2 separate regions of the Homo sapiens genome follow, and region 1 is linked to region 2. The links are chromatin loops, found by intact Hi-C in ENCODE. Cell type or tissue: IMR-90. All regions are shown on one strand.

Region 1 (4,000 bases), 84 kb before region 2:
TCAGTGATAGAAACATTCCCACGAGCTTCTTCCGAAACCATGCTCCCGGCTGTGCCAGGATCAAGTTTCGCATTTGAAGGGAAGAAGCTCTAAAATGTGCTGCATGATCTAAAAATTCCTCTAGAGGATTGCCTTTTTACAGGGAAATGGTAATTCTGAGCATCAGACTGCAGGGACAACGGGCCGCTTGGTGAGCTTCTGTGATTTTTTACTGAGGCCTGTATGAAATGTAACTTCTGCTGAGAACTAGTTATGAAACACTGAATGGGGTCAGCCTACATGTGAACTGCCCTACAGTTCTGAAGATCACAGTTCTGAACTTTTGGAAGCAGTTTTAGGGTGTCTGCTTTGTGTAACTCCAGCCCCTGTAACATCAGGACATTTGTGACTTTTCTTTCCTGACTTTTAGTCAATAAATATATAAAGGGCGGGGTAGAAATAGTAATGGCTGCCACATTCGACATCCATGTAAATATTTTATATTCACTATTTTATTTATACATGGAGAAGCTGAAGTTCAGAGAGGACCTGCACTTCGATCTTCCTGAGTTCCTGGGCTGCAGCCTGGAAGCCCTTTGTTTTAGTAAAGAAATTGGCTATAGGCCAGGCGTGGTGGCTCATGCCTGTAATCTCAGCACTTTGGGAGGCTGAGGCAGGCGGATTACTTGAGCTCAGGAGTTCAAGATCAGCCTGGGCAACATGGCAAAACCCCGTCTCTACTAAAAATACAAAAAATTAGCCAGGCAAGGTGGTGCGTGCCTGTAATCCCAGCTACTCGGGAGGCTGAGGCAGGAGAATTGCTTGAACCCAGGAGGTAGAGGTTGTAGTGAGCCAAGATTATGCCACTGCACTCCAGCCTGGGCAATAGAGCAAGACTCTGTCTCAGAAAAGAAAGAAGGAAAGGAAGGAAGGAAGGAAGGAAGGAAGGGAGGGAGGGAGGGAGGGAGGGAGGGAGGGAAAGGAAGGAAGGAAAAGAAATTGGCTATAACTCCAAAATCACAAGTGACTTAAACAAGAAACCATGAAACTCTTCCCTCTTGAAACTCTTTAAGCATAAGTTGGCCAGGGCTGTTAAGGCAGCATGGGGGAACCATGGTGAGACACACCAGAGAACACTTTGCCATTCTCTGTCCTCAGATTCTATCTCATGATCTAATATGGGTGCGGAAGCTCCAGTCATCATGACTGCTTTCCAGCCAGCAGGAAGAAAAGATGAGAGGAAAAGGAGGGCACTTCCATTCTCCAAAATGCACAACCTAGAGACTGCACACATCATTTCTGAGTACCCTACAATGACTGGACCTTAATATCCTGCCACCACAGGTGCAAAAGAAGCCGAAAGATGCTGTCTTGTGTTGAGCAACCAGGTGCCCAGCTAGAACCTAGGATGATATTGTTAATAGAAGGAAAGGGAATGAATACTGGGGGCAGTTAGCACTTGCTTCCCCACTTTTGCAAGACCCCCCTCTCTGTGTTAATCTCCTTACAAGTCAATTTCCCACCACACAAGCGGCTGCCTCCTCTGAACTTAGTTCATGTCTCTGGGAAGGGAATTCACATTTATTGAATGTCTACTGTGCACAGCACCCTTTACACCATTAATCTTATTAGTCCCTATAGACAATTCTACCAAGTGGGATAATTCTCTCCTTTATAGCTGAGGGGCCTGAGTCTTGGAGTAATTCAAGGACTTGCCCAAACCAAGTGCTGTGGCTCATGCCTGTAGTCGCAGCACTTTGAGAGGCCAAGGCAGGAGGATCGTTTGAGGCTGGAAGTTCAAAACCAGCCTGGGCAACATAGGGAGACTCCATCTCCACAAAAAATAAAAAATAAGTTGGGTGTGGTGGGGTGTGCCTGTGGTCCTGGCTACTTGAGAGGCTGAGACAGAAGGATTGCTTGAAACTGAGAAGTCGAGGCTACAGTGAGCTATGAGGGCACCACTGTACTCCAGTCTGGGTGACAAAGTGAGACCCCATCTCAAAAAAAAAAAAGAAAAGAAAAAGAAGAAAGAAAGAAAGAAGCAAGGAAGGAAGGAAGGAGCAAAGAAAGAAAGAAAGAAAGAAAGAAAGAAAGAAAGAAAGAAAGAAAGAAAGAAAGAAAGAAAGAAAGAAAGAAAGAAAGAAAGAGAAAGAAAGAAAAAGAAAGAAAGAGAACTTGCCCTGAAGCTACATAGTTGGGAAGGGCACCCACTCTCTCCTTATGGGGCACCTCAGGCTTTCAGGGGTGCATCTCTCCCTTGGCGTGACAGAGCTCTGTGGCCGTGAGGCAGCCCAGGTCATAGCCTAGAGACTTGGTCTCTAGGCTCCAATTCATCTCCGAGTCCCCAGTGCATTCTGGCATGGGGTCAGCTTGCTCAGGTTTGGTTGAATGGAGCTGCCATTGTACCCAAGAGGCACTCTGTACATCTGCTGGCTGCCTGGAGATGAGGTGGGGCCAAACTTGCTGCAACTTAAGGCAGCAGCTCCTTCTCTTTATGTATGCAAGTGCCCACGAAGCAGCTGTCAAGTCATTTGTAAATTAAGGAGGTGGAGGCTTTCTTGTCTATCAGGACAAACCAGAGAATGTTCTGGTGTTAGAGTAAAATTTTCCTCTGGACATGAGGCTGGGGCAAATGTACCATTTCTCAGAAAAAGTGGGCTGGGTTGGGGTTGGGGCGGGGAGCTGGAATGGGCTGCCTGCAAGTCAGGGCAGCTAAGATGCCACTGTCCCACCCACTGCCACCCTGGCCCAACACAGCATCCAAAACAAAGGGTGAGACCTTCGGGACCACCCATAGGAATCTTCTCCCTCATGTCCCTGAGATGATGAGGGAGGGAGGCCTGGTCCAGCCACGTGCCCAGAAAACACCAACTTAGATTCCATTCCCTCTGGGTTGATGTTGGCTCTGCTCACCCTGCCTCCTGCCCTCCTACTTCAGGTAACAGCACCTGGGCTTTCCTTTGTGAAACCTACCTCTCCCCATTCAGCCTGCTTGGGCTGCAGGGTGAGCATGTGACCTAGGTCTGACCAATCAGAGGATGAATCCCCATTCCAGCCATGGTGATGCAGTTAGACCTGCGTATGCCTAGTATTCCATTATTGGAACGCTAAGCATGTGGGAGTTATTTATATCCTACTGCTCAAGGTCATCGCCAAGGTCTGATTGCAAAAATCCAAAAAATTGCAACCTCAGGCATAAATGAGTTACGTATGATCAGGTGACCTAGACTTGGCCAATCACAGAATTAATCCCCATCTCAGTCATGGTGATACCCTGTGCCTGAAGCCCCGGGCTTTTTGTTCATGTGAGCCAACAATGTGTCCCTTTTGCTTCAGCCCAAATGAGTTGGATTTCCTATCACTTGTGACCAAAAGTATCCTGACTGATATTATCTAGTGAGTCACAGTAAAGAGGGACAATGATAGAGATCCCAGCATGATTTGCCCCAGCCTCACCAAGGCACCGAGGATCGGCTATCTCATGCTCCTGCCCTCCTTTCTCACCTCGGAGGAGGGGGTGACTCTCGGGAGCTTTAGCTCCATCCTTTTCCCCTTTGGGACAGGGTCTCTAGTAAGGCCAGCTCTGAGCTGAAGCCCAGTATTGCCATAGTCTCATCTGCTGCATGCCAGGCAGTAGGCTGGCCACTTAAAGTCCACAGTCGCATCTAATCCCCTTAGGATCAAGTGGTTTTTTTGTTGTTGTTTTTTGTTTGTTTGTTTGTTTGTTTGTTTGTTTTGTTTTGTTTGGAGACAGACTGTCCCTCTGTTGCTCAGGCTGGAGTGCAGTGGCGCAATCTCGGCTCACTGCAACCTCCACCTCCCAGGTTCAAGCGATTCTCCTGCCTCAGCCCACTGAATAGCTGGGATTACAGGCACGCGCCACCATGCCCAGCTGATTTTTGTATTTTTAGTAGAGACAGGGTTTCACCGTGTTGGTCAGGCTGGTCTCAAACTCCTGACCTCGTGATCTGCCCACCTTGGCCTCCCAAAGTGCTGGGATTAGAGGTGTGAGCCACTGTGC
Region 2 (4,000 bases):
ACCCTTATGTTGCTTAGAACTGGGCCTGGAATAGAATTAAAAAAAAATTAGCTATTTCTATTATTTCTTCATATTATATTGTTTTTCTTGAACAAAAAAACTATGTCTTACATACTTTTATATCATGGTTGCTCATTAAATACTTATTAAACTTGGGCCAGGCATGGTGGTTCACGCCTGTAATCCCAGCACTTTGGGAGGCCGAGGTGGGCGGATCACGAGGTCAGGAGTTTGAGATCAGGCCGACCAACATGGTGAAACCCTGTCTCTACTGAAAATACAAAAATTAGCTAGGCATGGTGGCGCGTGCCTGTAGTCCCAGCTACTCAGGAGGCTGAGGCAGGAGAATCACTTGAACCAGGGAGTCAGAGGTTGCCATGAGCCGAGATCGCGCCACTGCACTCCAGCCTGGGCGACAGAGCGAGACTTCATCTCAAAAAAAAAAACAAAAAAAACTTAATGAACTTAAAGGAGAAATCAGAAACAAGCAGACTTAAAGAGCAAAGCTGGAATTCAGTGTATCTCAATCTTCAGGTCTAAGAGGAAAAAACCAATTCTGAGGACTAAAAGACTTCTTAATCATTATACAGGTGTCATGAAGAGGCAGCATGATACACTAGAAAGAACAAAGACTCTGCAGTCAGAGAACCTGGGTTAGGCCTGCCTCTGCCACCATCACCTGTAATTGCTCCAAGTCTGTTTTCTCATCTTTGAGCGGAGATAAGAGTCCCCTTGCTGCCTGCTTCAGAGAGTTGTTGGAAGCATCAAGTGAGATGTGTGTGACAGGACTCTGCAAAGTGCTGTGCAAATGCCACTACTGATGGGTCACACTCTGACATCCTCAAGTGCCCTAATGGTGTTGCAGGTCAAAGAGCCCTGCTATGCTTATAAACACCAGAGGCACCAGAGGCCCAATAGCTCTTCTGTACCTACTGGGCCTTATACTGGGCCCTGGACTGACCCACATTCCTCAACAGCCACTAGGATGAGACAGAAACAGTTCAGCTCTCCAGGCTCCCTCCTCACAGGTCTCCCTAAAACATTATTCTGAACTTGAACTCAAACATGCACACACACACACACACACACACACACACACACACACACACACAAATATGACTACCATGGTACAGCACACCTGACTATGAAGCAAGAAATTAGTTTTGTCTTTGGGCCAATCTGCTGCATGGCCTTGGCAAGTCACATGACTTGTCTTTTTTTTTTTTTTTTAAGAGACAGAGTCTAGCTCTGTCACCCAGGCCAGATTTTAGGGAGTCTCACTATGTTGCCCAGGCTGGTCTCAAACTCCTGCCTTAAGCAATCTTCCCAACTCAGGCTCCCAGAGCTTTAGGATTTCAGTAGGATTATAGGCATGAGCCACCGTGCCTGGCCAATTGTTTATGTCTTTATGCAGGACTAAAGTGAAGAGACTGGACTAATCAGACTAAAATTATATGCATGAAATTCTGCATACACATGAAGAATTTGCATCTTTCTAGAAAGTGGTCTAAAGCTTCCATCTGATTATCAAAGAGGCCCATCAGCCAAAAGAAGTTAAAAACCTGGGACTGGAATAATCTCCAAGGTTCATTCAAGAATTATAACATTACAATTTTGTGACTTCTTGGCAGTGGCTACAGAATGTTATCTCAATGTTATCCATTTGATACATGAAGAAATCGTGACTCAGACTCAATAACCAGCTCAGACTCACAGAACTCTGGTGTTGGGTTGGGGTTGGAACTCACAACTGTCTCATTCCAAAGCCCATTTCTTCCCACTAATCCTATGCTGTGGGACAACATGGATTTATTTTAAAATAAATTTAAATCTCAGTTTCATGCACCACTTCCCTTCCTTCCCAACCCACCTGGTACCCCAACTGTAACAATCCTTCAACACCACCAGAACCTACTACTTCTCCATTGCTGTCCTCTCTCCCTTCATTATTCAGCCAACAATTCAAGGTTAATGTACATAATTATTTATCTGTATACACTTTCTGCTCCCTTGCCCTCCTACTTCATCTTCAAATGTGCTTGCAAAACCACCTCTGGTTAAATTCACCTCTTCTGCCTCTACAACTATGCAGCTCAAAATCGCTGGAGAAAAAGACACAATCACACCAACTAATCTCACTTTCAATTCATGATCACAATCTTCAAGAGGGCCCTTCATGTCACCGGGGATCTCACTACACCTCCTGGGTCCACTCGCTGTCCCATTCTCTGAGGCAGTGACTTTACACTTTTTCCCTTTCTCTTCAACTCTCTGAAACCTCCCTTCCCCATTGCCACTCTCAGTTGCTGTTGCTTCCTATTTCACTGAAGAAAAAAAAAATGGAATTGAGAATTTCCATTAGATTCCTACTACCACATTGTCCCCATCTGCTGGCCTCTGCAGTTCCTACTGTGCCCCTATCTAAAGCAAATACCCCGTCTATGCCCTAGATCCCATCTCCTCTTGCCTACTCAACAACTCTGTTCCAGCAGTTCTCTCCCCTCTCCGACATCATCAACTTTTCTCAAATTCAGCATGTATAAAACTGAATTTCTGATCTTCAACCATAACTTTTCTCTACCTGCAGTCTTTTCCATCTCAGTGGGGGGGGCAACTCCAACCTTTCAGTCCTCAGGTCAAAAACTTGACTCCTTTTTCTTCATAGCCCATATCCAATCTGTCAGACAATCCAGTTGGCTCCACCCTCCCATTATATCCAGAGTCTGATAATTTCTCATCACCTCCTCTGCCCCCACAGAGGTCTGAGCCACCATCACCCCCTGTCTGGATGATGCTTCCTCACACAGATGTCCTAACCCTCACCTCTTGCAGGTTGTTTCCAACTCAGCAACTAGAGGGATCCTTTTAAAATACAAATCAAATCAGATCCCTCCTCTGCTGAGGACCTTTCAGTAGTTCCATTTTGACTGAGAATCAAAATCTTTATGATCTGACCACCCCATGTCTGTTACCACTTTATCCTCATCCTCTACAATTCCCGATTCTCTTTGATCCAGCTCCTAGCAGCCACACCCACACCTGAGGGCCTCTGCAATGGCTCTTCCTCTGCAAAGAGCTCTCTTCCCCCCGATGCCCACTGGCACAATCTCATTGCCTCCTGACTTCAAAGTCTTTTTCCTCACCTGTCCTCATCTCAATGAGCCCACCCTCACTAGTCTAATTCAATACTGTACCCAACCCCCTGCCCTGCCCAGCACTCTCAATCCCCCTCATTCTGCTCTACTTTTTCTTCTTCCATAACAGTTATCACCTTCCAGCATACTACTTAATTTACCTTTTTACTATGTTTACTGTATGTCTTCCCTCATACTTTCTTCCTCCCTCACTTCTCACCACCACCCCATAAAACAGAAGCCCCATAAGGGGAGGGACCACCGTTTTTTTCTCTGAAGTAACTCAAGCACCTTGAACAGTGCCTGGAACATAGATGACCTCAATAAATACTTGCTAGATTGAATGACCAAACTGAAGTCTTAGCAACTTCACTGTCTTCTGAACTTGCAACTTGTACTCCAGCTTACTAGAAATAATTAAAAAGTGACTAAAGAGAAAAATGAACAATGATGAGGCTATTATAGAGAATGGAAACCCAGAGCAGCCTTTTACCATCCTTCGCATATGCCACACAGTACACAGTGTCTTTGTGTCCCTTGAGGGGCTGAAGTAAGGTGCCATCAGAGGTGTCATAAACCTGGCAAAAGAGACAAATACAGATTATCTATGTGATATCTATTAGTCAGAATTCCTGCAGGGTTGCTACTGCTATTTTTGTTTTTATAACAATACGTGTCAATATTCTAAATCTGTAGCCAATAAAAACTGCACTGCAAAACCAAAAACAACGTGACTTAAAGTTGGGTAACCAAGAAGTAGAGGACCCAGGTCTATGTACTATGTGACCAGGAATATACTACCAATCCTTGAGAACCAAAGGTTCAATTACTCACTCCATGGAAATTCTTTATACTCATCCTTACCT

Evidence for each region. A loop is a pair of places that touch in the nucleus more often than their neighbours do. Peaks named below come from ENCODE experiments on the same cell type or tissue, not always from the same donor. Only the 100,000 strongest peaks of a DNase experiment are listed, where the experiment ranks them.
Region 1: it touches region 2 in a loop (4-fold over the local background); 1 of 110 quality-filtered maps calls a loop at or near these places.

What each region holds. Positions count from the first base shown.
Region 1 is chr3:129,535,454-129,539,453 of GRCh38, reverse strand. No RefSeq gene overlaps it. Among named protein-coding and RNA genes, the nearest start is that of H1-8, 5.7 kb to the left of the region's middle. RefSeq lists an enhancer at 3,629-4,000. In IMR-90, no CTCF peak of the experiment used is centred here; no DNase peak of the experiment used is centred here; H3K27me3 peaks cover 543 bases.
Region 2 is chr3:129,451,626-129,455,625 of GRCh38, reverse strand. It overlaps IFT122 (intraflagellar transport 122), which reads right to left. Exons shown (of 30, transcript NM_052989.3): 3 at 3,628-3,712. Among named protein-coding and RNA genes, the nearest start is that of IFT122, 13 kb to the right of the region's middle. In IMR-90, no CTCF peak of the experiment used is centred here; a DNase peak (open chromatin) is centred at 1,695.